Regions from separate parts of the Mus musculus genome. Here regions 2, 3, 4, 5 and 6 are each linked to region 1. The links are chromatin loops, found by intact Hi-C in ENCODE. Cell type or tissue: heart. All regions are shown on one strand. Region 1 has its middle 19 kb from the start of Gm39565. Region 2 overlaps Pacrg (PARK2 co-regulated). Region 3 holds the start of Gm16168 (a long non-coding RNA gene). Region 4 has its middle 50 kb from the start of Gm34972. Region 5 overlaps Pacrg (PARK2 co-regulated). Region 6 overlaps 4930452A19Rik (RIKEN cDNA 4930452A19 gene).

Region 1 (5,000 bases):
TCATAACAGTAGCTAAATTACAATTATGAAGTAGCAATGAAGTAATTTTATGGTTGAGGGGTCACCACAATATGAGGAACTGTATTAAAGGGTCACAGGTTGAGAGCCACTGATGTAGGGGATCTGAAAATCCCTTGAAATTGTACAATGTGTGTGCCTTGTTGCCTACCAGCAGGGGTATCATTCTATGGTGTCTTTCATCCTGATGACAGCTGCCCTCCAGGGAGTACATTAACATGGAGGGCTTTTTGCTTTGTAGTGCTTATCGCCAGGCAGAAAAGCCAAAGGGAAGCTTATCAGGACCCTGTGGGAATGAGTATTCTCATTAAAGAAGGTGACCTGTGGGAGAGAGGGCTTGACTTCTCTTCTTTGTCAGACACCACCCTTACACTGATGCCCAGTGTGGTCAAAGCCCTTGCAGAGCACACAGAGGGTAGACCAAGAAGCAGGAAGGCACCCAGACCTTTCTCTTCATGGATCACCAGGGTTACCGGCCAGTGACCATTCACTTTAACCTATGGGATACAGATGTCTGATTCCTTAAGCACTGCAGTGTTCTTGAGGCGGGCACCAGAGAGTTATCTCTACACGACTCTCACTCCAAAGATTACAGATGTCTGTGGGTGTTGTTAGATGTTGGTCGATTGATGGATGGACACACAAAGAATCCATGCACAAGACCTCTAGGTCAAGGGTCCAGGCTGAGAAGGCCTGCCAGGCCTCTGGTGGGCGTTGCCGAATTGGGTTATGTGTTGTGCTCACTGCTCAGCCTCTGCCAGGAATAGGAAGGAGGCATGGATGCCCGAGTACATGGGCCTTGGGATGTTATATTAGGTGTCTGGACTCATTGTTGAAGGACAGAGAGATCCTGCCCTCCTTAGCACGAATATGAGGGTGAGTGGGCTTTGTTGACAGACATGCCAACACTGGGTGACTTGTAGTTTTGAGACAGGGTCTGAAACTACGTCCATGCTTAGGTTAGAAATCACGTGGTGATCAATGAGGCATCTGTGGCTAGTGAGGCACAGACATACTTACTTCAGTTACTTATTCTTCCTACATCTGCCTTCCAATCAGGAAGCTCATCGCACACGCGCAGACACACACACACGCACACGCACACGCACGCACGCGCACGCGCACACACACGCGCACGCGCACACACAGAAGCAGAAGCTGTTCCCTTGGCCACACACCCCTTGTTAAAGGCTTAGCTCCTTTTGATACAGGCTGTTCAAATACCACCCTCTGAGGCAGGGAGACCCCCGAGATCTTGGGAAAGGCCTTCCCATCCACGTGTGGACGAGCTCTTCCTCAGACAGCACAGACAAATGTCTATCATGTGCAATACGAAGGAGTGTGGCGTGCATGCGGTGTGGTGCAGGCTCAGCTCCAGCTCTGGAGTTTTTAGAATTGGCTGTGTACACCGTGTGTTGGGGGCAGTGGGTGTGGCTAGTCTTCTCCCCTTTGATTGGATGGTCTTGATGAAGGTCACATCCAGGCTCCAGGATGCTCAGCTTGTCTGGAAGGCTGCAGTCCAAGCACAAGGTATAGGAAAAGGTCCACTGGTAAAATACTCGGGGACTGTAAAACTGGAGGCCCAGCCTGCTAGGAGTCAGGCTGCTCCGTGTGAAAAGAGAACTCTAGATTAGGTTAACTGGCTTGAGAGAGAGCCTATGGCCTACCTGTTTCCAGTGACCATAAGCCTCATTTTCCCTGAGCTGGTGCCAGTTCGTAATCTGTGGCCTCTATTTTGTGGTCTGAGGGTCAGCTGTGCCTTTGTCTCTGGACCCTCTGGAGCCTGCAGGCTCTCCTGGGGCAGCTGTGTGCCCAGATCCAGTGGCTGGGGCCAGGGTGGAAGTCGGCTGACTGGCCAGCTTGAAGCGAAGCAGGAGGCACTTTTGACTCACTGGATGTGGTTGAAGGACATGACCTTCCTGTGGGTCTTTCTTTTGGGAAAGGAAGTCTTTGGAAGTTTGTAGCAACTGAATAAATCCTGTCCCTTTGATAAGCGGGGCTCCCCGTTTGGAGGGCCGTGGAGAAAGCGCCATACTTCCTCCCATTGTTTCGGCTGATTAAGTTCCAGAGTGTGTCACTTGATAACTCATTCCTGGGGAGCTGTGGTAGAGTGAAGGCCCAGGCAGGAACTGGAGCACTTCAGCCTGCAGGCCCACACGCCTGAGTCCAGCGCAGGCCTGGTTATTCTTGGAAGTTATTTTGATCCGCTGGCCTTGCTCGGGTTCAGGTTTCCGAGAGCCCAGCCCCAGGGTTGGAGAAGCTGAGAATGAAGCAGTCCATTGTAATAATAGACTTCTGCTTGCTGAGGAGGAGGTGCTCCGAGGGTTTTGGAGGCCCCTGCGTGCTCCATGACGTCCCCCTACCATGTGACCTGTGGCACCCTGCAGCATGTGCCTCATCCCTGTATCAGCCACTTGGGATGTGGTCAGGCTGGAGCCAAGCTGCCATGATTGTGGGACGGCCTCCATCAGCCAGAAAATCTGGCAGCTCCAGAGAGCAGAAGTGACTCAGGGAGACTGACAGCAGAGAGGGAGGAAAGGCTCCCCAGAGCTCTGGCACAGTGAAGGATGCTCTCCTTACTGAACAGCTGAGAGCGAGCGAAGAGGCTCCAATCCGGGAAGCTGCAGTTCCTGGGTGGGGACAGCTGTTCTGTACTTCCAGATACCCACCCAAGCAAGCCTCACTTTTTTTAAAGCAATTCTTTTCTTTCTTTTTTCCCTTCCCTTCTCCCTCTTGCTTCTTCCCCCTCCCCCGCCCCGGCTCGCTCCGGGTTTGCTCTCTCTGGTCCCCAAGCCTAACTTTTAACTTTAAAGTCTGAATAATTTTTGGTGTTGCTGTCGTCATTTTTACTAGGTGGTATAAGTGACCCTAGCCTGGTGGCCCAAATGGCAGAAATATACTGCCTTGCCATCGGTGTTTTGGAAGTTGGTGGTCTGAGGCCATGGTTGTCAGGGTGACTTGTTCCTAGTCTGAATGGGGGAATCTGCCACTGTGGACCAGCGACCAGTTCCTGGTGGCGACTGACATCCTGCTGTTCCTCAGCATGTAGAAACACAACGCGCCATCTCTGCCTTCACCTCACTAAGTTTTCCTTCTTTTAAAGGGACACAGTCACAGGGATGGTCATTGTTCTCTAGTAGGACCCACCCCAACTTAGCTGACTACAGACATTCTCTGTTCTGAGCAGGTCTGTCTCAACAAGCCCACAGTCCAAGGTACAAGTCTGGTGGGGACCAATACTTTTACATGTGGATCCCGAGGGGTAGGGGTGGGAGTTGAACCTGTGACAGATGGAGACTATCTGGATTGCAGTAATTTGGAAAATTGTGACAAGCAAAAATCAAAGGAGTAAACCTTGTTCCTGCCACTCAGGCTACTGCAGTGAGTGCCATAGTGCACACACTTCTGGAAATGTGTCTTCAGATGGCACAGGATAGATATAATTCTGTTACCTGCTTCGCCTGATCTCTGCTTTTCAATTTTACAGATGTTTTCTTATCAATTCTTTTTTTGTTTGTTTGTTTGTTTTTTTGTTTTTGAGACAGGGTTTCTCTGTGCAGTCCTGGCTGTCCTGGAACTCACTGTGTAGACCAGGCTGGCCTTGAACTCAGAAATCCACCTACCTCTGCCTCCCAAGTGCTGGGATTAAAGGCGTACGCCACCACTGCCGGGCTGTTTTCTTATCAATACCTCATCCCTGTTCTTTTTTTTTTTTTTTTTAAAGATTTATTTATTTATTTTATTTATGTAAGTACACTGGAGCTGTTAGACACACCAGAAGAGGGCACCAGGTCTTATTACAGATGGTTGTGAGCCACCATGTAGTTGCTGGGAATTGAACTCAGGACATTTGGAAGAGCAGTCAGTGCTCTTAACTGCTGAGCCATTTCTCCAGCCCATCATCTGTGTTCTTAACAATGTCTTTGTTCTAAGAAAAATGGATCCAGGACTATTCCAGGCAACTGGTCTATTTCTACAACATGGAGACTAATTCTGGGCCAGATACATTGCCAGACACTCTACCCTCAAATCTGTCAGTCTTGTGACATTACTTCCCTAGTTCTTGGTCTCTCGTTGTTGCCTGTGAACTGAGGCTCGCAGCTAAGCTGCAAGTGCTTCAAAGTTAACCTCTTTTGGATAGCCAGCATTGCCGGCACACCTGAGTCAGGTACCAGGAGCTTTGCTTCAGCTGTATCAAGTCCTACTTACTCCTTGAGGTTCCCACCTAGCCTGGATGTGAGAGCTCACGCTGGAGACGATCCCTTGCCGCGCTGAGGTTTTTCTGCTGCGAACGTTTCTGATTGCTGAGGGGGAACTTGCCCTTCCTGGTGGCAGCTGGCGAGGGAGGGGAAGTAAGCAGGGTCAGCTGAGACCTGCCTGGGACTGCATGGTCTCAAGACACTCAGTTCTAAGAAGTCCTACGCTTGCATTCCCAGCACTCTTGGCCCGTTGATGATGTGATGGGCACATGTGCTCCACCACCCTTAGGCCTCCAAGCTCTGGTTCCTGGGTCAGCTGCGCTAGCTGTGCTTCCAGGGACGAACAGGGCTATCTCCTCCTGTGTGTGTGTGTGTGTGTGTGTGTGTGTGTGTGTGTGTGTGTGTGTGTGTGTGTGTATGTGTGTGTGTGTGTGTGTGTGTATGCTCATGTGCACGTGTCTGTACTTGTTTGTTCACGAGTGTGTGTGTGTGTGTGTGCATGCATGTGTGTCGCACACATAGAGACCAGAGACTCACATCAGGTGTCTTTCTCACTCCCTCTCACTGACATTGGAGCCCACTGATTTAGGTACACAACCCCAGAGCTCCTCCCGTCTCTGTCCTGCTGTGGTTTCAGAAGTTTGCTGTTGCTCTCGGTTTCCCTAGAGGTGCTGGCTTATCTGGCTCCTGTGCTTATACGGCACATTAATGGCAGAATTGTTGATTTTTAAAAACCACGTGTGTGCTCTTATATAACTTATCCGTCAAGCTTCAGAAAGCTCC
Region 2 (5,000 bases), 50 kb after region 1:
ACCTCAGATGTCCTGTCTGGACTCTGTCCAGGCTTAGCTGAGATCTTACCCCTGGGTGACCTTTTCAGGACCACCAGGCTGACCTCTCTGTCAACACCAAGCTCTTTGAGTAGGGTCTTAGTATTTGTGTTGGTGGAGTGCTTGGCCCTGGTCACACATAACAGGGATACTGTGACTGTGGAGCAACCTGATGAAAGGACTACTCTCCCAGAACGATAACCATGGTCTTTGGATGTTGAAATCACGTGGGCTTCAGAGAGACCCTTCCTCTAGAGGGCCTGCCTCTTCCTATCAGAACCTGGCTGACCTGGTGACGTGAGGCGTAGGCAGGTGAGTTTACACGGTATAGTGTCAGGCCTTGGTGAATCAGTGACAGGATGCTCCATTGTACCTTGATCCTCATTCACCAATAAAAGAAAGTTAAAAGCGCTGGGGAGGGGCCTAGTGAGCTGAAGTCAAGTGATTCTTTTAAATAAGAAAATCACCTTTGAAATTGTAAAATATTGACAGTAACCAGAAGGCACCATAATATCTATGCTCGCATTACAAAGGAGATCTAACCCAGTTTTGCCGAGTTGTTTGTTTTCACAACGTCTAATTTCTTATTTATCTACCTTAGCAGTGCCCTTTATCTGAAAAATATGTAAATCTATTTAAATCAATTTCCTGTGATACCACACAAAACAATAATCATATTAGTGGCATTTGTGATGTACTAATAACACGGATGTAATTGCATTCGAATGTGAAATTGCTAGGTAATAGGCCTTTTGTAAATTGTTTTGGGGGATGCCATTTTTAACCTTACTCTAGGTCATTACTTCCTGATCTTGGTGGGAAAGTGTAATGCGCCTCCCGTGAGGCCATTTCCCACTGCTGCTGCCTGCGCAGCCGACAGAGACTGCCAACGGCTTTTGTAACCAGAGGGGAAGAACGTGTGCAACTGCTGTGTTTCAGGGTAGGAGGCCTTCACTGGCATGGGGTTCTGGTCCCCGGCAGGCAGTGTGCTCCGTAGGTTGTCCTCAAGGGGAAAGGCAAATGTGGCTGTCATGTGATTCCCCCCTCAGGCCTAGACTCTGTGGTGGAGGCACATGCTCCAGCGAGCTGCTCTTCTTTGGGGAATGGGGTCCATTGTTACAGTCATCAGCTTCTGGCTCCCTTTCCTCAAAGTCTTGGCTACAAGTAACATGTCTGGGGGGTGGGGGTGGAGGGAGGTGGTCATGTGGGGTGCAGCGGCAAACTCTCCAACTTAGAAGTTGTTAAAACCTCAGGCCTTGAGGCAAGAATACATATTTGCTTTTCACATTATCAGACAAATTCACATTTTAGGCAAACTAGGTCTGTTTTCCCTGAGAAACATCCCTGCAGACTTCTGTCTGCAGGTCTGGATGGAACCAGTGCAAGGGAGGGCATAACGGCATGCCCATGGCACATCTGAGAGACAGGCCAAGCCATAAATGGCTTTCATAGACATGTGCTAATTTGTGATTTGTTGATAGACATGAAAAAAAGAGAGGTGGTGTCTTCTCTAAGAGGATCAGAGAGATCCCGTTTGATCAGGGGCTGTGAGCTGTTGGATAATTACAGATCTACCTTGAAGCTACATGAAGGAGATTCCCCCTGGACTGCGAGTTCAAGTGCACATTTCTACATAGGTTCTCTTCCCAGGATGCTGAGGGGCAGGCGGGAGCTAAGAAATCACTCCCTCTTAAGTTAATTTCACTTGAAAGGTTTTTGATTTTTTAAAGCACTTTACAGCATAAATGATATTCCAGGGTTGAAGGAGTTCCTTTTGCCTTCTCCCAAATTCGGAACGATATGGCGGGGCTGTGGATTTAAATAATGCTACATTTTGAGTAAGGACAAACAGCTCAATACCACGGGCTGGGGGCATTTTCCCAGAGTTTAGTTTAGTTCAGAGTACATTTCTATTGGTAATTTTTCCCCTCACATCCAATGATAATACCAATAAACAACCGTGAAGCTGGAAGCACTGGTCCCAGGCAAAAAGGTTCATAAATTTATCCCGCCCATAGCTTAGAAGAGCCCCTGGCACAGCAGAGCCCAAAGTCACATGCCTAATGGTCTGGAGGGCTTATGAATTGATGGGCTGAGAGCTTTCTGTGGACTAGGTTGCTGTTAGAGATCCAAGGAACCCTCTGAGTCAGCTAATGCCTAGAGAGGGGACAGTTTTCTGGGTCTTTCTGGGTCCAAGAGCAAGGAGGCAGAAGTGAGGGTGACAGGTGATAGCTTAGGACCCCACGGATGGGGGCAGCCAAGACAGAGAAGGAAAGGCCTCTACTGAAAATGGCCATACAACCCCTTTTCAAAGTTTTCTTTCCTTGGGATGGCAAGGTATCTGTGCTGATACAGTGCCACTAGCTACAACCGATTTTAATGTCCTGTTCAGACAGGTGATTAAAGAAGGGATCTGTACATAATGTCACCCTCCCCTTTAGGGTCCTGAGATCTTGGAGAAGTACAGTTAAGCAGCATGCCCAGGTTCCTAGGGCCACACATGCCAAGGAACAGTGACCCCCAAGTAGCAGTCTGTGTGAGCCTTGGGAGTGGGCGGGGGAAGCGTGGAGACAGGAAGTCTTCTCCCAGCAGCCAGCATTGAAGAAGGGTGGGGCATTGTCTTAGTTTTCTGCATCCCTGGCCCGCGGTGTTCTTTTCCTGTCTCTATCCAGGGATGGCCACGGGGTCCCACTCTGGGCCCCAGGCTGCATTTGCATAACACATTTACATCTGAAGGGAGGGCACAGATTGGCAGCTCCCCAAGCTTCAGCTAGGCACAGATTTCTACAATGGCAATTAGGAATCGAGATAGAATGACTGTGGCCGAGGGAGTACAATTGCCAGGGCTATGGGAAGAAGGGGCAGGAAAACCTCGGCGCTTTAGAGCATTGAGCTGTGAGTAATGGCAGGGTTAGAGACCAACCGGCCCTTGTTCTTTGTGAGGCTTAGAAGGGACCAAGGACGATCCCCGCCCATGTGCTTGGTGCCGGAAGGAAGGGGGAAGAGAGAGGTGGGGCGGGGGCCTGCAAGGGACCCGATGATGGGAAAGGGGCTCTGGGGACAGCCTGGATGGCAGTGAGCAGAGGCCCGCAGTGCCTGAGCAGTGGGTGACACCATAGAGGGCCCCCAAAGATGGAAAGCAGACCTGTCTAACATGGACGCGACAGGATACCTGGGCTGGAGGAGCTGAAGGGCTTTCTGGCCCTGTGAGGAGAGGAGAATCCTCTTTACGAGGGCGCGAGTGTTTTGACCTTTGGGACTCATGAGGCCTTCCAGAGGGCCACAGCATGGAAACCTTCCTTCCTCTCCAGCTTCCCTCCTCATCCCTCAGCCTCAGAGGAGTGCTGTGGGAGAATTCCCCCCACCTTCTAGAAGGGGAAGGGACACATGCTGGGGAGGAGGGACATAGAAAAGGGAACAAGTAAAAGATGAGAAGCAGTGCTCAGAACCCAATGCCAGAGTAGAAGGTTCTAGAAGCTAGTCTCCTCCCAGGCCCAAAGTGAGGCATGGGTGGAGTGACTGGAGTAACAGCAGGCTGGGTCAGTTGAGTCAGTACATGGGGATGCGAGAGGACCTTAGGACATCTGGAAGATGGGAGCTGTAACAGAGACACTCATAGGCTAGGTGCAAGTGTCGGGGCTGAGCATGCCAGCGGGGGAGCTGGGTTTGGAGGACCCATGGGTGGTACATCTAACTGATCTTAACAACCAAGAAACATCTGCATAAGCAAAGCGGGTGGGGATAGTTGGCCAGTGGCCTCCAGGAGCACAGAACTCCTGGGAGAGTTGCTAAGAAGCCATGTTCTGGTTTCACCACAGAACACGAGGTCCTGCTGCTCTCCAGATGGGCTGTGTCCAAGCTGTCTGTCTGCATGGCTTTGGAAAGCACAAGGGGCTGGGATTAGAACTCCTGAGTTCTGGGCCACTGCCTCTTGTCTTAGTTGATGGAATGACTGTTTATAAATTCCTAGTTTTCTCATATTCAGACTCCTCAAGTTGAAGAAACAGCTCAAGGTCCTTAAAGATATTGTAATGCTAGTACTACCGGAGGATCCCACAATACCTCTCCTGGGCATACATCCAGATGTCCCAACCGGTAAGAAGGACACATGCTCCACTATGTTCATAGCAGCCTTATTTATAATAGCCAGAAGCTGGAAAGAACCCAGATGCCCCTCAACAGAGGAATGGATACAGAAAATGTGGTACATTTACACAATGGAGTACTACTCAGCTATTAAAAAGAATGAATTTATGAAATTCCTAGGCAAATGGTTGGACCTGGAGGGCATCATCCTGAGAGAGGTAACACAATCACAAAAGAACTCAAATGATATGTACTCATTGATAAGTGGATATTAGCCCAGAAACTTAGTATATCCGAGATATAAGATATAATTTGCAAAACACATGGAACTGAAGAAAAACGAAGACCAAAGTGTGGACACTTTGCCCCTTCTTAGAATTGGAAACAATCACCCATGGAAGGAGTTACAGAGACAAAGTTTGGAGCTGAGACAAAAGGATGGACCATGTAGAGACTGCCATATCCAGGGATCCATCCCATAATTAGCCTCCAAACGATGACACCATTGCATATACTAGCAAGTTTTTGCTGAAAGGACCCTGATATAGCTGTCTCTTGTGAGACTAGGCCGGGGCCTAGCAAACACATAAGTGGATGCTCACAGTCAGCTATTGGATGGATCACAGGGCCCCCAATAGAGGAGCTAGAGAAAGTATCCAAGGAGCTAAAGAGATCTGCAACCCTGTAGGTGCAACAACATTATGAACTAACCAGTACCCCGGAGCTCTTGACTCTAGCTGCATATGTATCAAAAGATGACCTAGTCGGCCATCACTGGAAAGAGAGGCCCATTGGACACGCAAACTTTATATGCCCCAGTACAGGGGAACGCCAGGGCCAAAAAATGGGAATGGGTGGGTAGGGGAGTGGGGGGGGGAGGGTATGGGGGACTTTTG
Region 3 (5,000 bases), 100 kb after region 1:
TGCCAATGAGGAGACTGAGGAGCTGGCAGGAGTTTTAGTCTCCAGACCAGGCCTTGAGGGTCAAGACCACCACCAGCCTTCTATTCTACGCACCTCCCTGCGGCTTCGATTTGGCTAAGTCAACTCCAAAGTGCTGGCTGCAGTTCTCACTGTTTCCTTTTCAGAACCAAGCCTTCTGGGCCACAGTTATGATGTCCTGAGCCCACCTGCAAGGCAAATCTAGAGTACTGTGGCTCGGCTTCGGGGGCCCCTCCATACCGAAGCACTCTCCCTGGGCTGCTTGTCTGGATGAAGGTGCTCTCAGGGCCAGCATGTCCCCTTACTATTGCCCGAGCCAGGGGATGACTGCCTTTATGGCCGTCTCAGCTGTTTGCCTGACCACTCCTCTCTCATTCGGCCATTGTTCCAGAACACAACTGGCACAGCTGCTCTAATTCTCAATCCTTCGCATTTCTTCCATGATGGATCATCAACTGCCGAGGACAGGCAGAGTCTCCCCGTCTCTGCTCCCACAGTGCTTGCCTCTACTCCTCTAGCACACAGCAGAAGATTCTGAACTAACATCGAGGACCCTAAGATCGGACTGTGCCCTATCGGTCAAGGCCTACGTGGCCCTGAGCGAGCTGCTTAGGATCTGTTGCTTTCAGCTTGTCTAGAAGACAAACATTTCACAGTAAGGCTATTTGTGAAATCTAAATGATGTACTAAATCCAGACTGCAATGTATTTCATATTTATATCAGTGTCTACATAGGAGTTTTATGTGGCCTATCTAGATGGAATTTGACCAAATCTGAAAATCTGGCTGAAATCTGTTGGCTGTAAGGGATGCCTGAGCAGAGTCTATTCTTGGGTGTGTCCTGAGTCCCAGGAAGCAGCTGTGGAAGAAGACAGTGACCCTCAACACCAGCCTGGTTTGGACTGAGTCTGCAGACAGAACATTTCAAAGTCGGTTATTTTATTGTATTTTCACAGAGAGATAATGCAGTTTAAAATACGGACTTGGCAAAGCCTCTGAGTGTTAGAGACTTCATTACCAACCTTCAGCCGCTCCCTGCTTTCATAAGAAGGAATTTTTAGAAATGGGTGAGAGTTGTTACCAATCCACTGGTAGAAACAGCAGGTATCCCCTAAGCTCATGGACCCAACAAAACTTCTGCTGGCTTCCAACATTCAGTACAGGAAACATCTGTTAAGCAGGATAAAGATCTAAAAAATATTTGTAGGTAGCCTAGTTGAGCTGAACACTGGTAATTCATTGGACATTGACCCTGAATCTTTAAAGCCCCCTTCCGGTCAAAGTTTGAAACTTTGGACTGTCCTCAACTGGGGGCTCTGGGCTGCAGGCTATACACAATGGAGTCCATAATCTCTGGGGCTCTGCAATCAGCAACCTAAGCATTCCGACACACTAGCCCTGGGGATCCTCCCTTCTGCTGGCAAGGGAACTCAAGGTATTTTATGAGATGCCAGGGCATTGATTCAATGAGCAAGGACCACGTTTATTTTAACCAGTGGGGAGAAAACAAAATCAAAATAGAAATTTCAGCTAATTTATGGATAATAAAACGCATCTGTCTAATTGATTAAAGAATGTTCATAAAAATTCATGGCTGTTTCTTCTCTTCTCTTCTCTTCTCTTCTCTTCTCTTCTCTTCTCTTCTCTTCTCTTCTCTTCTCTTCTCCCTCCACTCCCATCACCAGCAAATCATCCCCAATTCCTTCTCTCTAACACATGAGGATACATTTCCAGGGACACGTCCTGGGGGTGGAGTGTTCTCGGAGGGGGAGGAAGGACAGCTGGCTGGAGACTGGGAACAAGGTCACAGTGTTCATCTCTGGGGACCATAGAAGAATGGAGAATTGGCTCTTTCATCTCCTGTCTCTGCTCTCCCTTTTGCTGCCCTGAGTCTCTGCTGTCCCCAAGTGGCCAGCTAGGCCACGTATGTGACCCTGAGATGCTAAGGGGTAGGTAAAAGTTTCCTAAAGGGTTTCCTGTTGAGATTTGCAAGCTTGGACTCTTTAACCCTTCATTCATGGGACAGTCTGTGCATGATGGCAGAAAGGTCAGTGAGCAGCTTTCAACTAGCAGGAAACTGGCGCTGGTTCGAGCAGCAGCAGCAGCAGCAGCAGCAGCAGCAGCAGCAGGACAGGTGGGTACAAGGTTGAGACCAGTGTCTGCCTCCTGTGGGCCACACGGTTGTCGCCAAGGTGACTCAAAGATTTTTTGGGGGGGGGGCTGCTTTGACCTCACAGAGAGGCTATCAATCTCTGTGTTGCAAAGATTCCCTTCCTACCTAGCTAGACTCCCTGATTATCACTGGAATATTTGTCCCTGGTGCATAAGAGCTCAGAGCCCCAGCCTTTAAAGAGCTAAGATGAAAATTAAGTGGAAATGGATAGAAATATACATAGCATTTTGTATATGCTCACTCCATGAGAGGTATACATTTATCATCATTTGTGTCATCTTTGTTAATAACTTGTGAATTTGTTTAGAAAAAATAAAATTGGATTTTTTTTTTTTTTGGTGTCTATTTCCAACCTAAAGAAACCATGCTTTGTTCCCTATAGAATGAAAGAACCTCACAAGTAAAGGGAAGGAATTCCTTATAAAGTCCACTGAGAAACACAATGAGACTTGAGAGCAGCATTTGCCACTGAGTCTCTCCAGAATATTGTGACGACCCACGTGGCAAATGGTGCTTACCATGGAGAATAGAAGCCACCAGAGCTAGATGTAGAGAAAAGTCCTGTGAAGCCACCATGATAGGTTGACAAATGCACCTGCCAATAACCTTAAGCGTGAGCCCTCCCAAATGCAATGTATTTATCTCCATTGTTCAGAAATTATCAATCAAGTGATTGCTTCTCCTAGAGAAGCAAGAGCACACAGGAAATGGGCCATGAGAACTTAACCTTGAGCAAAAGCTTAAATCTCTTAGAACTGTGCGTCAGATGGAAGATCAGAGGGAGGAAGTGGGAAAAGAACGGAGCCATGTGTGGCTTAGAAGGGTTAAATGATCAGATCCAATAGCGGGGTGACTGGAATGCTTTCAAAGCTGATGCAAGGCTGGATGACTTTCTGAGGCTGGGGCAGCTTTAGGCAGATTGGAATGAGCACTTCTTTCTTGCCAGGTGAATTCAGGAGCAGAGGAGGGAAAAGAAGGGCTGTGGCCCAGCCTGGGCTGGAGGGCCCTGCATGTGTGGCCTAGGGTGAGAAGTCTCATTTGTCTGGCTTCTGGGCATACCACCTGCAAGTATGAGAGATTTACAGAGTAGATACTACTGTGATGGCCTCAGGAACTACAGGTCAACCCTGCCTTCAAGGGACGAAGGAGTATCATACTCAATAGTTGGGATGGTAGCCAGCCATAGACATAGGGAGTGAGTGATCTGTGTCAGAGACCTGCTGCTTCTCAAATGAAGGTTGGATGAGGGGCTTGAGCCCTGGCGCCCCTACAGGTCCTAGACAATGGTTTAGCCGGTCACAAAAGCCAAAAAGAAAAGGCAGAACCCTCACCTCTCCAGGTCACCATGGGTGAACAAGGTGGCCCAGCTCCAAATGTGCAATGGAGGTTCAGAGGCTCCATTTACACAGTCCAGAGTATATTTCTCCCAGCTGTGTAGGTTTGATAGTCAGGTGAAATGCATGGACTTTCTCGGTTGCAGTCCAGGCTTCAGGAGTGTTCTCTTCAGCTAGGTAGGTCTCTTGGTGCTTTTATGCAGTGTGAGATCTCTAAGGACAGGAACTTCCTTTTAGCCCCTCCCTCCTCCCTTCTTTCTAATTCCCCCCCCCCCCCCAACAGAGGTGTCTCTCTCTCTCTGTCTCTCACTGCCTCTGTCTCTCTCTGCTCCCATCTTCCTTTCATACCCAGCACAGTGTCTTGTAATCTGGTGACCATACAACAGATATCCTCTAGATCAGTGGGTCCCAACCTTTCTAACGCTGTGACCCTTCAATACAGTTCCTCATGATGTAGTGACCCCCCCACCCCAACTATAATTTTTTTGTTCCTATTTCATAACTGTAATTTTGCTAGTGCTATAAATTGTAATGTAAACATCTGTTCTCCGATGGTCTTGGGCGACCCCTGTGAAAGCACAGATTGAGAACAGCTGCTGTAACTTATAAGTCACAAATGTCAACAAAACAAAATAAATGGCAACAGAAAACAAGGCAGGGCCCAACGGGAAGTTTTCAGCTCTGTGGGTGAGCAAATCCTTTCACCTCCTTATTAGACCTGTGCCCTCCATTCATTGGCAGACTGACACTGATTTAGAAATCAGAAGGCTTTATATGTTTGGAATTAAACCAGAGGTCATAGCATTTGCAGAAGCACCGGTGAAGAGGGCAGAAGCCCGGCAGCATGGGTGTGCTGGCTCTGAGGGCTCTGTGTCCAGACAGGGCACGACTGCCTGGGGGAGAATCGAGGCTGAGTGCATGCGCCTGAGGGCTGAACAAAGGAAGCAGGGCCGGAGAGGGGACATTTTACCACCAATTTAACTAATCTAATCACGTTTTTGTTGTTGTTGTTGTTGTTGTTGTTTGTTTGTTTGTTTTTATTCCTTCTAATAAGGTTATTTTGACTCTGAAGCTCTGACCTGTGAATTAGGTAACTATTCAGAAATAAAGAAAATAGCTCTTTTACTTGGACCAAGAGCCAGAGAGCAGAGACACACTCTGTGGTTTATGTCAGAAATGATTCCAGCAACAGACTTTGGAACTCCAAGGTCTCTTTTCCACTCTGACCCTGAAGCAGCGTGCTCTGCTGTAACTGTGGAGGAGCACTCATAGGGAGCACTATCCAATTCCTGATGCTTGGCTGCCCTGTAGCTCAATGCGCCTTTATATTTGAGAGCACCGTGGGCCATGTCTGAGGAAACCCTGGCTTAGCTTGCAACACACATACACTCTGTGACACTTAGTGTTTACTTGCTCCCAGGAAGTACCGCAGCGGCGGTTCATCTAATTTCCAACATTGTTCTCGCACAGGCGTC
Region 4 (5,000 bases), 290 kb before region 1:
TAATTCCTTCCATTTACACTCGTGTGATATTATAATAAAGGGTGGTGGCCAAGAAGTTTTGAAATATCTCCACAACTTAGTCCTCCCCTCCCCCCCAAAAAATCTCTCCCATAAGTATTATTTCCTGCCAGAAAATGAGTTGGATTTGCTTCAAAACTGCTTCAGAACTGGTGAACATAAATGCCTCTAAATTTAGCAAATATCAGCATGCTCAGTCAATTTGCAATATTTTTCTCCCCTCCCTTGCAAACCCTGTTTGGCCTGAAAGTCAAAGTTGAACAGGCCACTGGATCTCTCCCACGCCTGTCTTTTCCTTCCTTCCCACATCTGGCTTGATAGTTAATTGATAAAAGATGAGCCCACTATTTAGTAGCACAGAGCTGACCATGCCGAGTCCCTGGCCTTGCCCTGGCAGCAGCTAGCTATTCAGCGGTGAACTAGGTTCCATCCCTAGTCACTTGGCAAAGTCACTGAGTGGGTGGAGATGGGAAAAGCATCTGTCTTCCTCATCTATGCTCAAAACACAGCATTTCCTCAAAGCCTGGGAGAGGGGACAAAGAGTTCTAACTGCCTACAAACTTCAACCCAAACACGGTGATATCACTCTCATGGACAGGGAAAGCACTAACAACTGTTCAGCAGACTCTGAGGTCTTTGCACTTGAGTTAAGCAACACTAAGAAAGACAGGGCATTCTATATCCTGCCAATAGTTACAACATGGAAAGCAGGAAAGGATTTCTTCTCCGCACACTGTCCCTTTAAAAACAACAACCAACTCTGCCTCATTTCCTGCTCATTGGTCCACTCTCATCTTGGACCTCTCTCAGAGATGTTCTATCCCTGTCCGGTATCTCACAGACCAGGGGTGCGCACATAATCACCTGATACCACTGATCCCTGAGAGCCTTCATTCATAAGAAGTCAGCTCTTGGCATCTGAAAGAAATGACAACACTGACAAGTCCCACAGTGTGATGCATGAAATGCAGTGCAAAGAATAAATTAACTCTTTCTGTATTGCTGTTAGGATGGGTTCCAGCTACACATGGGCTTCTTAGGTCTTAGGAATACATTGCATTGTGGAGATGGTAGCACCTTTCTTGAACTTATTGAAGATTATTTCATCTCTGTCATTATCATCATCAAAAATAAGGCCTTTATGAAAGTAGGAACTATAACAGGAAATCCAAGAAGAGCTGAAGAGAAAGGAAGCAAAAACCAGAAAGAAGGTTCTCAGCTGTAGAAAAACCAGGGTTTCTCTGAGACCCTTACCCCTACTCCAGAAGTTTCCTAGTTCCAGTGCTCCTCCATAAAGACCATAAGCACATGCTTGTGAATTATACAAGGTCAAACGTGAAGACTGATGGATAAAGCCTGGGACAACAGAGCTGAAGGGCAGCCCTGTGTCATCTGTTCATTTCAGTTGACCCAGATACATGTTAGACTTAGATCACCACAATGCAGCACTGTCTTTCCAGATGCAGAAAACCTAAATGTTAAGGTACTATGATTTTTAGAGCCATGATCATATTCAAAGAAACAAACAAACAAAAAACTGATGCTACTTTGATGCACACTCTACTATGAGCACCACCATGAAATTTGTTTCACGTGATATAATAGCATATGAACATTCTGTGGGATTCACAGTAACAGCTTGAAAGGAGAAGTACTCTTATAGCTAATTTGTCTCAAAACGAGGCTTAATTTATTATTAAAAGAGGAAGGCCAAAAACCAATATTTCAGACCATCACCTGAAATGCAACTAAATCCCCACAGCCTGTTAGGAGCCTCCTCCACAGTTCTAATGTTTGCTTGAAGACTAGAAGAGATTTTTCAGGGTGATGACCTTAACCCCTGAGCATCATGGGATGGTTGAGAACATTCCAGGCTGCTCTTCTATTTCAGCAGGGTTGGGCACTAGAGACCAGCAAGGAGAACTAGTGGTCCTGAACTCTGTGTTCTGACCCAGGCTGCTCAGACCCACCCAAGGGATACCACGAGATGGAAAGACAAAGAACATCGTCTTTTCAAGCTGAGTACATTCTCATTCTGCCGTCTCCCTGAATCCCCTCCCAGGCCAGAGATAGTCAAATCCAAATACACTGAAAAGGGGGAGTTGGGGGGAGCACTGCCTTCTCTTGTCCATCACTTAGAGCACAGCCCTGGCTTCCGCTCCTACAGGAAGGAGATGATGTTGGCTTCTAGTGAAGGGTGTGGGCTGGGGAGAAGCCAGACACAAAAGACAGAGCAAGGCCGGATGTTACTAACAGTCCAGCTTTCTTTTCAGGTTCCTGTTTAGCTAAACATTTCAAAGGAGGCAGTTTTCCAAGCTGCTGGTCTTCCCGGTGTGTCCTGGAGGCCTAGGGCAGTGTGGGGAGCCAAAGGGTGTCTGTTCATTCCATCATCACCAGGACTGGCTCAGTGTCTCCCCATATGACACCAACTGAAGCAACTGTGGAGATCATGTTTTCCCAGCATCCCACATCCATGGCCCTCTGGCTGAGTGGGTGAGCATCCCTCTGGGACAGCCGCCTGAGTCCCAGGCAGGTTGGGTAGACATTCTAGGCAGGCTAACTCCTTGCATGGAAGCTGTGTACCTTGCTTCTCAGTGAACACATTCTCAGGCTGTCTGCATGGCTTTCCCTTCTGCTTCTGCTGCTAGGTCAAAGGGTAGCATTGGTGGCCAGAGCTCCGGTACCACCCGAGAAGCACTTTGCTCTCTTTGAATTCAGGGATAGAGCCAACAACATCTAAAAATAGTGGTTGTCACACTTCACTACAGTTCCAAAGGAGGCCTAGGTATGAGGATCCATTCGTTGATTAAACTGATTTTGAGACAAATTAGCAAGGAGGGTGCAGGGCTTTCCTTTAAGATCAATGGAGAGAATGAAGGATGCATAAAAATCTTATAGACTATTCCCAACTTTATATGATTCAGAAAATGAATCTCAGCATGATACCCAGTAAAGCAAACACCGTACTTAAATAGCAAGGATTTTTTTCCTTGTATTTCATAATCATGCTCAATATTTGTCTCATTTTGTAGCTATGGGGAAAAAATAGAAAATCAGAGCAAATAAGAATGATAAATCCAATTTCCCAATTTCCTGTCCAGTAAGCCCTCAGCCCACAGTGAGGACTGACTGGCTCGGCAACATGTCGTGGTTCAATGTAGGAGCTAGGAATTAGATACCTGAAGTCCTAACTGGCCATGTTAGAGGGAAAAGGTTGTGAGGTGGAAAATGTTCTGAGACCCAGTACCAGAGCTACAAGGAATGTAGGAAGAGCCACCAGAATCCCCATCTAACACCTGCTTGAATCCAGGACGGCCAACCTGGCATCGACACAGGATCTTCTCCACTGCTGTGTTGAACAAAACAGACACTTACATTTCTAAGGCAATTTTCCTCTGTGTCTGAGCCAACTTTAATTGCAGAAATCATCTAGATGACAGGCTTTTATTACATCTGTACAGCATCTCACAGAAGTGCTTGCCACACAGCAGTTGAGAAAGGTCACCTCTCTGGCTGTCAGGGCTATCCATCTTGACCACAGAACACATCGACCTACCTGGGTAGCCTTCTCTGGTGACACATTTAAGGCCTTCTAAGTCTTTTAGACCATGACACAGCCCCTTGTTACAACTGATATAAAAGGTTAAAGTCTCTGACACAATTCTCACTGTCAGGGTCTCAGGGTCTATCCCAGGGCCTCTTAGTTTGTTTATTTAGTGCTTTTTAGACAAGATCTTCAACCCAGACTGACCTTGAAATCCTTATGTAGCTAGGGGTGGCTTTGAACCCCTGATCTTCCTGCCTCTGCTTCCTGCGTGCTGGAATTAAAGGTGTGTGCCACCAGGCTGGATTTGGCTTTGCTGAGGATGAATCTGGGGAGTTGTGCAGGCACTCTGCCAACTGAGCTCCATCCCAGCCCTCCTCTCTCACTTCTGTAAACCCCCTTAGAGGTGAGAAAGGAAAAAGCTACAAAGAAACACCAAGCTGGGGAAATTTGTTCACATAATCTTGAGGCAGAATATTTTTTGCTTAATTTTTAAACAGAACCATGATGTCACCAATTGCAATTACAGCCTGGTGGTTTAAAGTCCCATATGTTTGACAAATAGTGCCAGTCATTTGCCAAGTCTAAACATAACTAGTTTTCCCTCAGTCACAAGCTGTCTCCTTGTCTTCCACCAACTTTAGGATTTGGTTTCTTCTGCTCTTCTTGAGATGAGTGTCCCTGAAGACCTGGACAGATGCAAACTGTTTTCCTGCCTGCTCTGGTCTGTTTGCCAGGGAAAACATTCTATAAATTCTTTCAGAACCTCCCTGGTAATGAGTTTCTGTCCATCAGTCTCTGGATTTGGGTGAAGCATTCCTCCTGGCTATCCATGACAATGGGTACAACTGCCCTGAATGCATCAAGACCTACCTGGCCTGAGGGCCACCCATCACAGGCCTGTTTCAGAGGCAACAGAAAGTGCATGGTCTCCCCCCATTCCTCACTTCCAGCCATCCGTAGACACTTTGTAAAATCACCATCTGCATCTCAAACAGCTGCTTTTGTATTTTTACAAACTCATTCCCAGCATGGCTTATGTGCCCAAGCTGAAATTTCATCTCAAGAGTGGCTTCTGATGTACCCTGATTCTACAGTTGGGAGAGAGGATCGAATTAAGGATGTGGTTAAACCACATCCAGAACTAGGGAAATGCTATAGTATCCTTGTCATAGCAATACAAGTCAAATATTAAACTCCCGAGAGGCTGTCTCATTTGTATCCGTATCCATGATTTACATCCCAATTACTCATCACCATGGGAACCAGGTATTTTTGACTGACTAAAGAAAACATTGCCAAGATACAGATATCCTTTGGGAATGGGCTCCCCCACCCCCTTTTCAGTGCTGGGAATAAAGCCAGGTCTTTACCTATACTAGGAAAGCCCTCTACAGCTGCACTCTGCACCTAGTCCAAGCTTGAGCCTTTGGAGGGT
Region 5 (5,000 bases), 62 kb after region 1:
TCCTCAGCCCCGTGGGCTCCTTGGCTCTGGTTTCGCTGTAGGTTTTTCCATTGGAAAGACCGGCAGGAATGCCTTAGCTCAGAGAGCGATGACCTAACGGCGGAGTTTCTGGCTTAGGGAGGCACCTGGCGAAGGGGGATGGTTTTGTGTTGCTTAACCTCTCTGCTCATGTTACTCTGACCTGTGAACATGCATCATGCTTCTAAATGGAGAGTGAGTGTGGTCAGGCCCCGCCTGGGGCACAGACAGCTTTAACTCTGAGATGGCTTGCTATCATTCTACTGAGCAGGGCAACCAGACTGGAAAAGTTCCCAGGCCTCTGTTTCCTGTCCTGCAAAAGAGGTGGCAATCAGAAAGCTAGGGTGTCCTGTAGGGAGTTTCAGCCGAGTGGATAGACACCACACATCTCTACTGATAAATTTATAGCCATATACTGTTAAATAATGGGGTGCGGTACTGACAACGGTGAGAGGCTTCGTCTAGGCAGTCAGTGGGCAAAGGTCTCTATTACATTACTTTCTGTTCTTCAGTGGCTCTGACGCCTATTCTGTGTCTTGGTGGAACTGTCATTTTCTTGGGGGAAGTGTCGGTGGCCTTAGGGACAGTTGTAAGAATGGTGTCAGTGGTCAGAGCGGCATGTTGCCCAAGGGCTCTGCTGTGGATGCTCCCGATGGTGGAGACGGAGTCTGATGACTGAGTGTATTGAATGCACTTCTAGCTGGTTACTCCACCTTCCCTTCCTCTCTGCCTCAGAACTGCTGCCACCCTTTCCCCAGGGGAACAAAAAAAGCTGTCAGTGTAAACATATGCTTCTTGACTTTGAGTTGCATGGGAGAGCAAGCCCAAAGGCTGGTTGCAGGAATGGAGCTGGCCATCTAGTTCAGCTGGGCAAATGACCCTCTCACTAGCACTAGTCCGAGTTTTTTTTTATTAGACTTAGATTTCTCTTGGATACTAGGGCCGTAGGGCTTGGCGGGATGAAGTGATGGCTGTCCCGCTACCCCATCCTGATAGGCACAGGAAGGATGTGCAGGGGAGAGGTTGCTTCTCAGAATAATGCACTTCTACTATAATACAGCACGAGTGTGAAAATACTCAAAATAGTTGAGGACTGGCAGGAAGATTTCTTTTGACAAAGTGCATGCAAACAAAACAAAACAAAATCCTAACACTGGCCCCTAAATACCCCCCAAATGCAAATACAACCTCACATGCAATGCTGAAAAGACACTGAATAAATACAATGTAAGGCTAGAATGGAGTGATGCCGCCGGCTGGGAGCCCGAGTCCTGCGCACAACAGTGGATGCCAATGCCTTCTTTGATTCTTAGTGACAGCTGAATGGAACACAAAGAGGGATGTTTTTCTCGTGGGGCACATGATCCCTCTCCACATACCCATGAGACACTCGGCAACCTCTCTGCCTGGCACCCAAGTCTCTTTCTTGTTGTTATCTCTGCCTTCGGCCGAGCAGAAATGCTGGTACCAGTTGCCATTCTGTGGTGTATGGAGGTGGCTGTGTCTGGGAGGGGGGTTGGGCTATGGAACCATCTCTGGCTTTATTGGAAAGTCTGTGGGGTCCCCAGGGGACAGATGACAAACTACACCAGTACTCAGAGCTTCTGCCTGGCAGGAGTCTGTCCTTTCAAAGGAGCTTGCTTACAACACAACACAAAACAGAATAGAGCAGTTCACTGGGAAAGAGGCAGCCAAGAATTTTTTTTGATCTGGATGGGGCCAAGGAAGGGGAGGTAAATGTCCTTGGTTCACAGATGGGACAGGGCAGTGGCAAGTCTTCTCAGATGGGCTGTGGTGAAGTTATAGCAGTTTGTGGGCCACTGTCACAGATGGCCTGCTATGGGGTGGGGCATCTAATTGGAAAGACTGTAGCTTTGACCGGAGGCAGCTCGCAGATGGCTTTTCACTGTACTTTAAGCTGGCCTTCCAGCTGCTAGAGGAGCTCATGGGGTCTTGGTCAGCTCCCTGTGTTCTGGCCCCACTCTGTGTCAAGTCCTGTGCTTCGCTGTGTGTTCATGTCAGAACAGCCATGACAAGAATGGCTTACTTAGCACGTTAAATTTTAAAGAATACATGTCCATGTGGCATAAGAGACAAACTACATTGTACTTCTTGACATTTAGCTAAATCTAGACACAAATAGTCAACAAAAGGCAGAAATGAAGGACTCTGGGAAAAAGCAGAGCAGATTTGAGCTGTAACACCGAGTAGGGAGTCTTTAGGAGAATGTTTTCCAGAGGCAAATGCCCGGTGCTCTAGATTCTAGAGCCTAGTGTGTGTCTCATGAAAGGAAGGGGAGCACCCTCCTCAGCCCAGGCAGCACCCATTTATACCCATGCATCCTTAATGCACATGTGCAGTGCCCTACTGATGCACATGCAGAGTGCACTACAGATGCACATACCCAGTGTACTACAGATGCATGTGTGCAGTGCACTACTGATGTACATATCCAGTGCACTACTAATGCACATGCGCAGTGCACTATTGACCTTATCTAGCCCTCTGGAATGAGCAGTGCTCACTAGATTGTAAAGTTAATCTTCTAGAAAGAAAGTGGTTTCCTGGCTTGGAGCATGTTAACTCAGACCTGGAGCCATTTCCCCATCATCATCCTACAATTTTAATTTGGGCCCCTGGCCATTATCAAACAAACCATCGTTAAAAGGCTCATTGTATCTGGTTCACAGATGTGGACAACTTTGTCCTTTGCTGTGTAGAATTTTGTAGAGCAGTTGTGGCATCCCAGGTGACAGGCCTCAGTTGGAGTCCTGAGGGGTCAGACTCATGGGGTAAAGAGGTGGAGCTCTTTGTTGCTGTAGGATGTGGGTGTATGCAGGAGGCAAAGAGGAAGATGGTCTCATTTCCTTTGGTGCAGGAACTGAGGTGGAGAAGACAATGCTCTGGGGCTAGGTCAAAGGCTGCCTTCAACACTTTTTCCTTGGAAAGCCCAAGGGCCCCAGCACAGCTGCTGGCTAGGAGCTCAGCAGAGCAGAGAACGAGCAGGGGTAGTGTGTGTGTGTGTGTGTGTGTGTGTGTGTGTGTGTGTGTTTGTGCGTGCGATCACATGCATGCATGTATGTGTGCATGTGTGTGTTTGGGATGAAGGGTTTGGAAGCTAAGATCAACTGAGACATCAAGGAGAAGACAGGTAAGGAACAGAAGAGAAACCGGGGGCTGCTTTTCCAGGAAGTTTGATCCCTGCCTTTTCTCAACTAGGAACCACCAATGCCCACCTTTGTATGCGGTGGCCTTGGTGGGTCAGCTGGTTCCTAGCAAATAAAGCCATGCTCAATAAGGGTCCTTTATAGCGACATCAAAAGCACCTCAAGTCATATAACTACTAAATTATATTTTGCTTCAAGCAGTAATTATAATTCAGACAGAAATGCACATTTTGAAAAGATGATGGTTTATAGACCTGACGGTTATTAACAGAAATAGTTTATGGAGCTTATTTGTGTTAAAAACATGCCTCCAAAGTTGACATTCAGAGATAAAATCTAGAGAATTTAACGTTCTCTGGAGAAATGACATCCCCGTTTATTTAGTTCAAGTATAAATGATGAAATGCATGAAATCAATACTGTTTGTTGGAAAATATAATCTGGGAAACAGAAATGGACGTTTAAAGCATCAGGGGTAGAGGAGAGCAGAGAGAAAGGATGAAGCCCTCTTATCCCCACCTCACTTTGACACGGGGACAGTTACTTCCTAGATGGTCACTCAGAGTTGAGTAGCAATTTATTTCCCTCTTTAAAGCCCCAGCAGTTTTTATTGCTATGTGATTTCTCAGTGGCTGAAATATGTTGTTTGCCAACATTAAAACCTTATACTCGATCACCATTATTGTCTAAAAAGCATTACATTCTAGCATTACGTACTTTTATTCTCCTAAAAGATTACATCAAAATGAAGACTTAGTTTGGCCACTGGATGGGCTGGTACCTTTGAGGGTACTGCCGTATTGGGAAATTAAGTAATACTTCACAGTTGGTGATATGTCATGCTACCACAGTTGGCCCTCTCCCGCTTGGGGGTTATGCTCAGCCTCACTGGCCCTTGCTGGGATCTGGTGGGGTCTGGTGGGAGAAGATACAGTCAGAGCCTGGTGTTCTCTGAAGCACACACTTACATGGCAGGGCTTCTCCCAGGACAGGGGGCTCTGACAACCAGGAACAGCGTGCATCTCCAGTGTCCAGAGCATGTCCGTCCTAAGGCCCACACTTTCGGGCTGGGTGGTCCTAGCACCACAGAAAGTGCTGATGATTTGTGGTAGGGCCTAGATTACAATTCATAGAAAAATATCACAGACTCACTCTGCACAGACCAAATGCAGTGGGAAGAATGGAAGATTCCATTTAGGAAAGGCATTTCTCCTTAGAGGACGATCTACTGAGGAAGTCATAATTGGACGGTGCTTAGTGCACAGCCTTTCCTTGTTCCATGCCCTGGGTTGGAGCAAACCTCCAGATTAGACACTTGGGATTTGTTTGAAGGCACACGTGGTGCTGAAGTCATCTTTGTGAATCACTGGTAAGCACAGATGCCAGGAGTTCAAACTGGAGACCCTGAGTGACACTGTTGAGCGCTGGCGAGCTTCTGCGGCAAGGCTTGGTCATCACAGCCTGCATCACATCCTTTTAGGACCGCTGTGATCACTAGCCAATTCATCCACTGTGGGGCAGCGCCTATGGCTTTCCTTCTGATCACCAGGACTTGCGGTTTAGGTGCCTAGATTAATTTATTTTTTTATTTTTTTGATATAGGGTTTTACCATATAGCCATGGCTAGCCTAAAACTCACAGGAATCCACCTTACTCTGCCTAGGATTAGAGGTGTGTGCCATTGCATTTCAGCAAGGTTAAATGTTAGCGCAACGCAACAATAAAACAAAACAGAAAAACAAACATCTCCCCACAACAAACAACAACAACAAAGCAAAACAAAACAAAAAACCTGGGTGACCACTAAGTATGGGA
Region 6 (5,000 bases), 640 kb before region 1:
CTAACAGTCAAAGTGAAACTGTGAGCATACCTCTCTCTTGACACCAATACAAGCAATAAATAAATAAATAACAGAAAGGCTTCGAGGTTTAGAAACTTCACAGAGAGACTGAAGAATGTGTAAATCACGTGTGATATTTTTTATCCACATCTCCTTAATTTTAGGAGACTCTGTAGCATAATATCTTCACTTTGCAAGAATCAAACACACGGAATAGACTATTAATCGGTGCCTTGGGGACTCTATGTGGTTTTAAATTCTCCTTTCAACTTCTGAGCAAATACAAAATAGCTTTGCATTGGCTCTTCTTCTTCTAAATTGTATCCATCCTTACAAATTGATAGTAGGGTTTTTTTTTTTTCCATCCACAAAGTCTGTTTGGCAATTCATCTTTCCCTGGCACACAGACCCTTGTAATTTTGGATTCTTCAGTGACTGGAGGAGGCTGGGGGTTCATCGGTGCAGGAGCTGAGACTACTCATCTCACTGACTCAAGCCCCTAAGTGACAACCGTGAATGCCAAGACCCTAAATGATCCTGAGATTTAAAAGTAAGATGTGCCCTTCAGCACTTCCAGGAGAGTACATTTCAGATGCCTTCGGGCGTCTGGAATGGAGGTCTCGCTTCACACTGAGGGAATAAGAATAGAAATTAATCTGATGTCACCTGCTGTATACGAAGCTCAGTGGAAGGTCCATTGCGGTTCTGCCCTCATAGAGACTGACCAATATTTTACAACACTTGAATTCAGAGGGAGAGTTCAAATCCAATTCACAATATCAACTGAGGCTTAATGAAAACCAGGCATGAAGCAAGATCCCTTAATGATAAGACTTAAAAGGAAAGGAAAAGAGTACGGGATGGTCCCTATCCTAGGAGGACAGCTAGATCTGTGCCTAGATGTAAGCTTGAGACTAAGAGAGCTGGGCAATGGTGATGTCCAACTGATAGATGCCTAGGCACTGTGAGGTTTTCAACAGACAAACGTTCAAGCAGACTGCAAATTTCCTTCTATGATGCATAAAGGTAACAGTATTCATAAAACAGAAAAGAGGGAACTAGTTGCTGGGGACTGGGGCCAGGAGCAGACAGTGGGCGTGAAGGTGAACAAGTTCTGAGAACTGATGATCGATCGGTGACATGTCTGTAGTCAGCAGCACAGCACTGTGTGCTTTCAGACATGAAGATGACAGACTGCACATTGAGCATCCACCCGTGATAACAGCAGAGCACGAGGATGTTTGAGGCCATGGAAGTGCTGGGTCTTTTGATTCTGGTGGGGTAGGCAACCTCAGAGCATAAAAATTAAAGCCCAATTTCCTCGAAGTGTATAGATTAAATAAAAGCAGCACAACCTGTATAGTTGTTCCTCTGTGAAGCAGATGGATAAAGAAATAAAATGTTCGTTTGAGATAGGTGTAAAAGAACCATTAACATCAGAATCCTTTTCAGAAGAAAGGCTCACTTCTGGGTTGCTTGTGAAAAACTTACATCAAAAAAAGAATAAAGAGTGTGATAGTTTAAGTAAAAATGGTGCCCATAAATCCATAGGGAGTGGCTATTAGGAGGTGTGTCCTTGTTGGAAGAAGTGTGTCACTAGGGGGCAGGCTTTGAGGTCTAAAATGCTCAAGCCAGGTCTAGTGTCACTTCTACTTCCTGCTGCCTGCCCATCCGGGTATAGAACTCACAGCTCTTTTTCCAACACCATGTCTGCCTGGATGCTGCCATGTTTCCTGCCGTGATGATAATGGACTAAACCCCTGAACTGTAAGCCAGACCCAATTAAATGTTGTCCTTTATAAGAATTGCCTTGGTCATGGTGTCTCTTCACAGCAATAGAAACCCTAAGACAGGGAGAGAGCAGTAAATGGCTCAGTGGCTAAGACACCTGCTGAACAAGGATGATAGATAACCTGAATTCAGGTCCCCCATGTCCATTTTAAAGGCATATATATGATCCTGCAACTCCAGAGGTATGGGAACAGAAACTAGAGGATTGCTGGGGCTTGCGGGCTACCATCCTAGCTCCAGGTTGAGCAAAGGTCTCTGTGTCAGAAGAGTAAGGTGTTGAGTGATGGAACACTACCACCAACATCCTCCTGTGGCCTCTGTATGTGTGATAATACATACACATACCCATACACCATGCATTCATATGTGATACACACATACAAAGGAATAGTGTGATGGTTTGAATATGTTTGCCCCCGGTAGTGGAGCTATTAAGAGGTGTGGCCTTGTTGGAGTGGGTGTGGCCTTGTTGGAGGAAGTGTGTCTGTCACTGTGGGGGTGGGCAATGACACCACGTGGAAGCCAATCTTCTCCTGACTACCTTCCAATCAAGATGCCAGAACTCGCAGCTCCTTCTCCACCACCATGTCTGCCTGGACACTGCCATGCTTTTTGCCTTCCTGATAATGGGCTGAACTTCTAAACCTGTAAGCCAGCCACAACGCTGTCCTTGATCATAGTGTCTCTTCACATAACAATGAAGCCCTAAGACAGACAAGTACTGATGGTATTGGTTAGCATAGTAAACCCACCCATTTCTCCAGCTCCTCTACTCTCCAAAACTATGAACTAATATTGTTCTTCCAGAAGTAAGAACAAGTTTAAAACAAAACAAAAATAATAAAGAATGCCCTAGTTGGATGGTCCTATACCCATGCCCATACAGACAGCACTTGGTGGACTCAGTAAGTATACAAACAAGAAGCATTAAATAGGGAGAGAAAGTGAGGGGAGAGGAAGAGATGAAGGGGAGGAACTGGGGGAAAAGTTACCAAAGCATAGTATATGCATGTAGGAAACTCTCAAAAATTAAAAACTGGAGGAAAAAAAAAAAAAAAAAGACAAATAGAAATTCCAGGCAAAAGTGCTTTCTCCCACAAGAGGGCGCTCCTGGACCCAAGAGCTGAGGGATTGAGTCTGTAGTTCCTGGGATGCTCTGAAACCTAATAAATTACAGACAGCAGACACCCTTTGTGGTTTCCTTGCACTCTGTAGTGACCATGGAATCCAAAGATCAAGGCTCTTATCAAATGTAAGCATTCAGGCTTCTTACTGGCAGCTTTTAAGTACAGCGGAAGCTAGGGTGGTCTACCCATGCTTCTATAGCGAACCTTCAGCTTTCCTGCTGCATGTTCTGTCGGGGACGGACCGTTTTCCCTGTTACTCAAGTCAAGCTGAACTTCCATTTCTTGTCCCAGCCAATCAAGAGTAGCAGTCGCCAGAAATTAAAAATAGCATGTTGCTGTAGGACAAGGTGGTAAATGACACAGAACTTTGGGAAAGTCTGGCTGGGTCTAGCCAGCCTCACCCTCTGCCACTCCCGGGCAGGGAGGAAGCGAGAGGCTCCTAGGAGTATGGCCAGGAAAGGCTGTGGCCAAGCAAGGGCCCAGAAAGGATTTTTCCTTTGAGTCAGGGATGACAGCTGTCCTCGTGAGGGGAGGAGTGGAAAACTGGATCCACTGAGCGGTATCTGCTAAGTCCAAAGAGGCCTGCAGAAGCACGAGGACTGCCAGCTACAGTAGTTCGTGGGACATCAAAGCCGCGATTAGCACAGCTTCCTGGCTGTCGCACTCTGCGTATTTATGGCGCATTGCACATTTAAATGCTATTCTCATAAGGCGTTTCAGCTGTCAAAGCTCCATATTTGAGCGATAAAAGTGACTTAAAGTACCAGGGGTCCTTGGTGCCCAACCTCAGCAGTGTGTCAAAGCCAATCAATGACAACCAAAACCCACCAAATTTGTTTCACCATTTGAAAAGCAACGGCCCCTAAGGCCACCTGTGAGCAGCCTGGTAGACACACAGTACACATGGGGGTCCAGAGAGGGGGATACAGGGGGCAAGCCTGACTGGTCTCTGCACATGTGAGTTTATGCCAGTACCAGGGAGGGGTCTCTGAAGAAGAGGAAAAAGTACTATTCTTGTTCTTCATTTTAAGGTAGGGGTATATGATGTGATGGCAAATTAAGAGACGATGTTAACACCCCCTCTTCTGACACCCAGACAGCATGGATGCCTTCCAACCTGACTTCTGTTTTTGTTGATTCTCCTTCAAAATGGCACACCATGCATGTGTCCTGGGAGAAAATATGGCAGGTTTGGCCAGGAAAACCAATGGCCAGGACAGGCAAAGAAAAGGAACCTGTGATCAGTGTGGTCCCTGAGCTGAAGGACCCTAGGGACAGCATCTGTCCCCTGAGAGCACAGGCTTCCCACAGTTCTTTTCGTGTGTGTGTGTGTGTGTGTGTGTGTGTGTGTGTGTGTTTCCTACCCAATAGCTCACAGCCAGTTTCCTTACTTTTGGTTCATACCATCTATCTCCCTAGATACCCCTTCCGTGGGTTCAGCTCCCCCACATCATTAAAGGCCTGCTTTCCTTACAGGAGTCTCTGAGGGTAGTACCATCCTTCTCTGTAGACACCTGTCTTCCAGGAGCTGGGCTTGAGCCTGAAGCTCATCTCTCACATGGCCACTTGCAGCTTGCCAAGATAGCTGGGGTCAAGATTTAGTCAGCCTTCTACAAATAAAGCATACCCTGACCCAACCATGGAAGCACCCATGAGCTAAGCCTCTGGTTTCCAACAGTTGCATCAGCCATTATCGCACACGCACAAACGCATGCACACACTCAGAGAGAGAGAGAGAGAGAGAGAGAGAGAGAGAGAGCTGGCACTCAGTGGGCAAAGGATTCACTGGCCCTCATTGAGCAAGGGATCTGCATGGCAGCAACACCTTTTCCTAACTTTCCAAACCCAAGTTAACTTCCCTTTGTCAAAATTGTGAAGCATTAATGTGCCCAAATGAAAGGTCAGAGGTATAGACTTGTGTCCTGGCCTCATTTCCAGTAAGAATGGTCTACATGGAGTAAGGGAGGCTTACAGCTTTACCTAGGCCAGTCCCGAAGATGAAGGCACAGATGGGTGGGTATTGGCTGTGGACCATTCATTCAATGGTCCAGTAAAAACAGTGGAGCCAGGCTCTGAACCAAG

Evidence for each region. Hi-C counts contacts between places; a loop is a spot of excess contacts. Peaks named below come from ENCODE experiments on the same cell type or tissue, not always from the same donor. Only the 100,000 strongest peaks of a DNase experiment are listed, where the experiment ranks them.
Region 2: it touches region 1 in a loop (2.7-fold over the local background); 6 of 42 quality-filtered maps call a loop at or near these places.
Region 3: a loop joins it to region 1, with 6 times the contacts of the local background. A loop is called at or near these places in 13 of 42 quality-filtered maps.
Region 4: a loop joins it to region 1, with 5 times the contacts of the local background. A loop is called at or near these places in 4 of 42 quality-filtered maps.
Region 5: a loop joins it to region 1, with 2.4 times the contacts of the local background. A loop is called at or near these places in 6 of 42 quality-filtered maps.
Region 6: it touches region 1 in a loop (3-fold over the local background); 2 of 42 quality-filtered maps call a loop at or near these places.

The regions. Positions count from the first base shown.
Region 1 is chr17:10,388,475-10,393,474 of GRCm38, forward strand. No RefSeq gene overlaps it. Among named protein-coding and RNA genes, the nearest start is that of Gm39565, 19 kb to the left of the region's middle. In heart, no CTCF peak of the experiment used is centred here; DNase peaks (open chromatin) are centred at 1,427, 2,057, 2,447 and 4,377; H3K4me3 peaks cover 1,184 bases; H3K27ac peaks cover 4,474 bases.
Region 2 is chr17:10,438,936-10,443,935 of GRCm38, forward strand. All of the region lies in intron 4 of Pacrg (PARK2 co-regulated), which reads right to left. Among named protein-coding and RNA genes, the nearest start is that of A230009B12Rik, 15 kb to the right of the region's middle. In heart, no CTCF peak of the experiment used is centred here; a DNase peak (open chromatin) is centred at 2,626; H3K27ac peaks cover 1,422 bases.
Region 3 is chr17:10,491,458-10,496,457 of GRCm38, forward strand. The region is part of intron 4 of Pacrg (PARK2 co-regulated); the gene reads right to left. A230009B12Rik (RIKEN cDNA A230009B12 gene) reads left to right here. Exons shown (of 2, transcript NR_077237.1): 2 at 1-1,600. It overlaps Gm16168 (a long non-coding RNA gene), which reads left to right and starts at 1,741. Exons shown (of 3, transcript XR_003952273.1): 1 at 1,741-2,152; 2 at 4,996-5,000. In heart, a CTCF peak has its summit at 1,929 (motif pointing left); DNase peaks (open chromatin) are centred at 1,844 and 4,370; H3K4me3 peaks cover 460 bases; H3K27ac peaks cover 4,130 bases.
Region 4 is chr17:10,093,779-10,098,778 of GRCm38, forward strand. No RefSeq gene overlaps it. Among named protein-coding and RNA genes, the nearest start is that of Gm34972, 50 kb to the right of the region's middle. In heart, no CTCF peak of the experiment used is centred here; DNase peaks (open chromatin) are centred at 443 and 2,263.
Region 5 is chr17:10,450,071-10,455,070 of GRCm38, forward strand. All of the region lies in intron 4 of Pacrg (PARK2 co-regulated), which reads right to left. Among named protein-coding and RNA genes, the nearest start is that of A230009B12Rik, 3.6 kb to the right of the region's middle. In heart, no CTCF peak of the experiment used is centred here; DNase peaks (open chromatin) are centred at 51, 1,791 and 2,891; H3K27ac peaks cover 2,584 bases.
Region 6 is chr17:9,753,471-9,758,470 of GRCm38, forward strand. All of the region lies in intron 3 of 4930452A19Rik (RIKEN cDNA 4930452A19 gene), which reads right to left. Among named protein-coding and RNA genes, the nearest start is that of 4930452A19Rik, 20 kb to the right of the region's middle. In heart, CTCF peaks have their summits at 1,590 (motif pointing right) and 2,894 (motif pointing right); a DNase peak (open chromatin) is centred at 3,411; H3K27ac peaks cover 764 bases.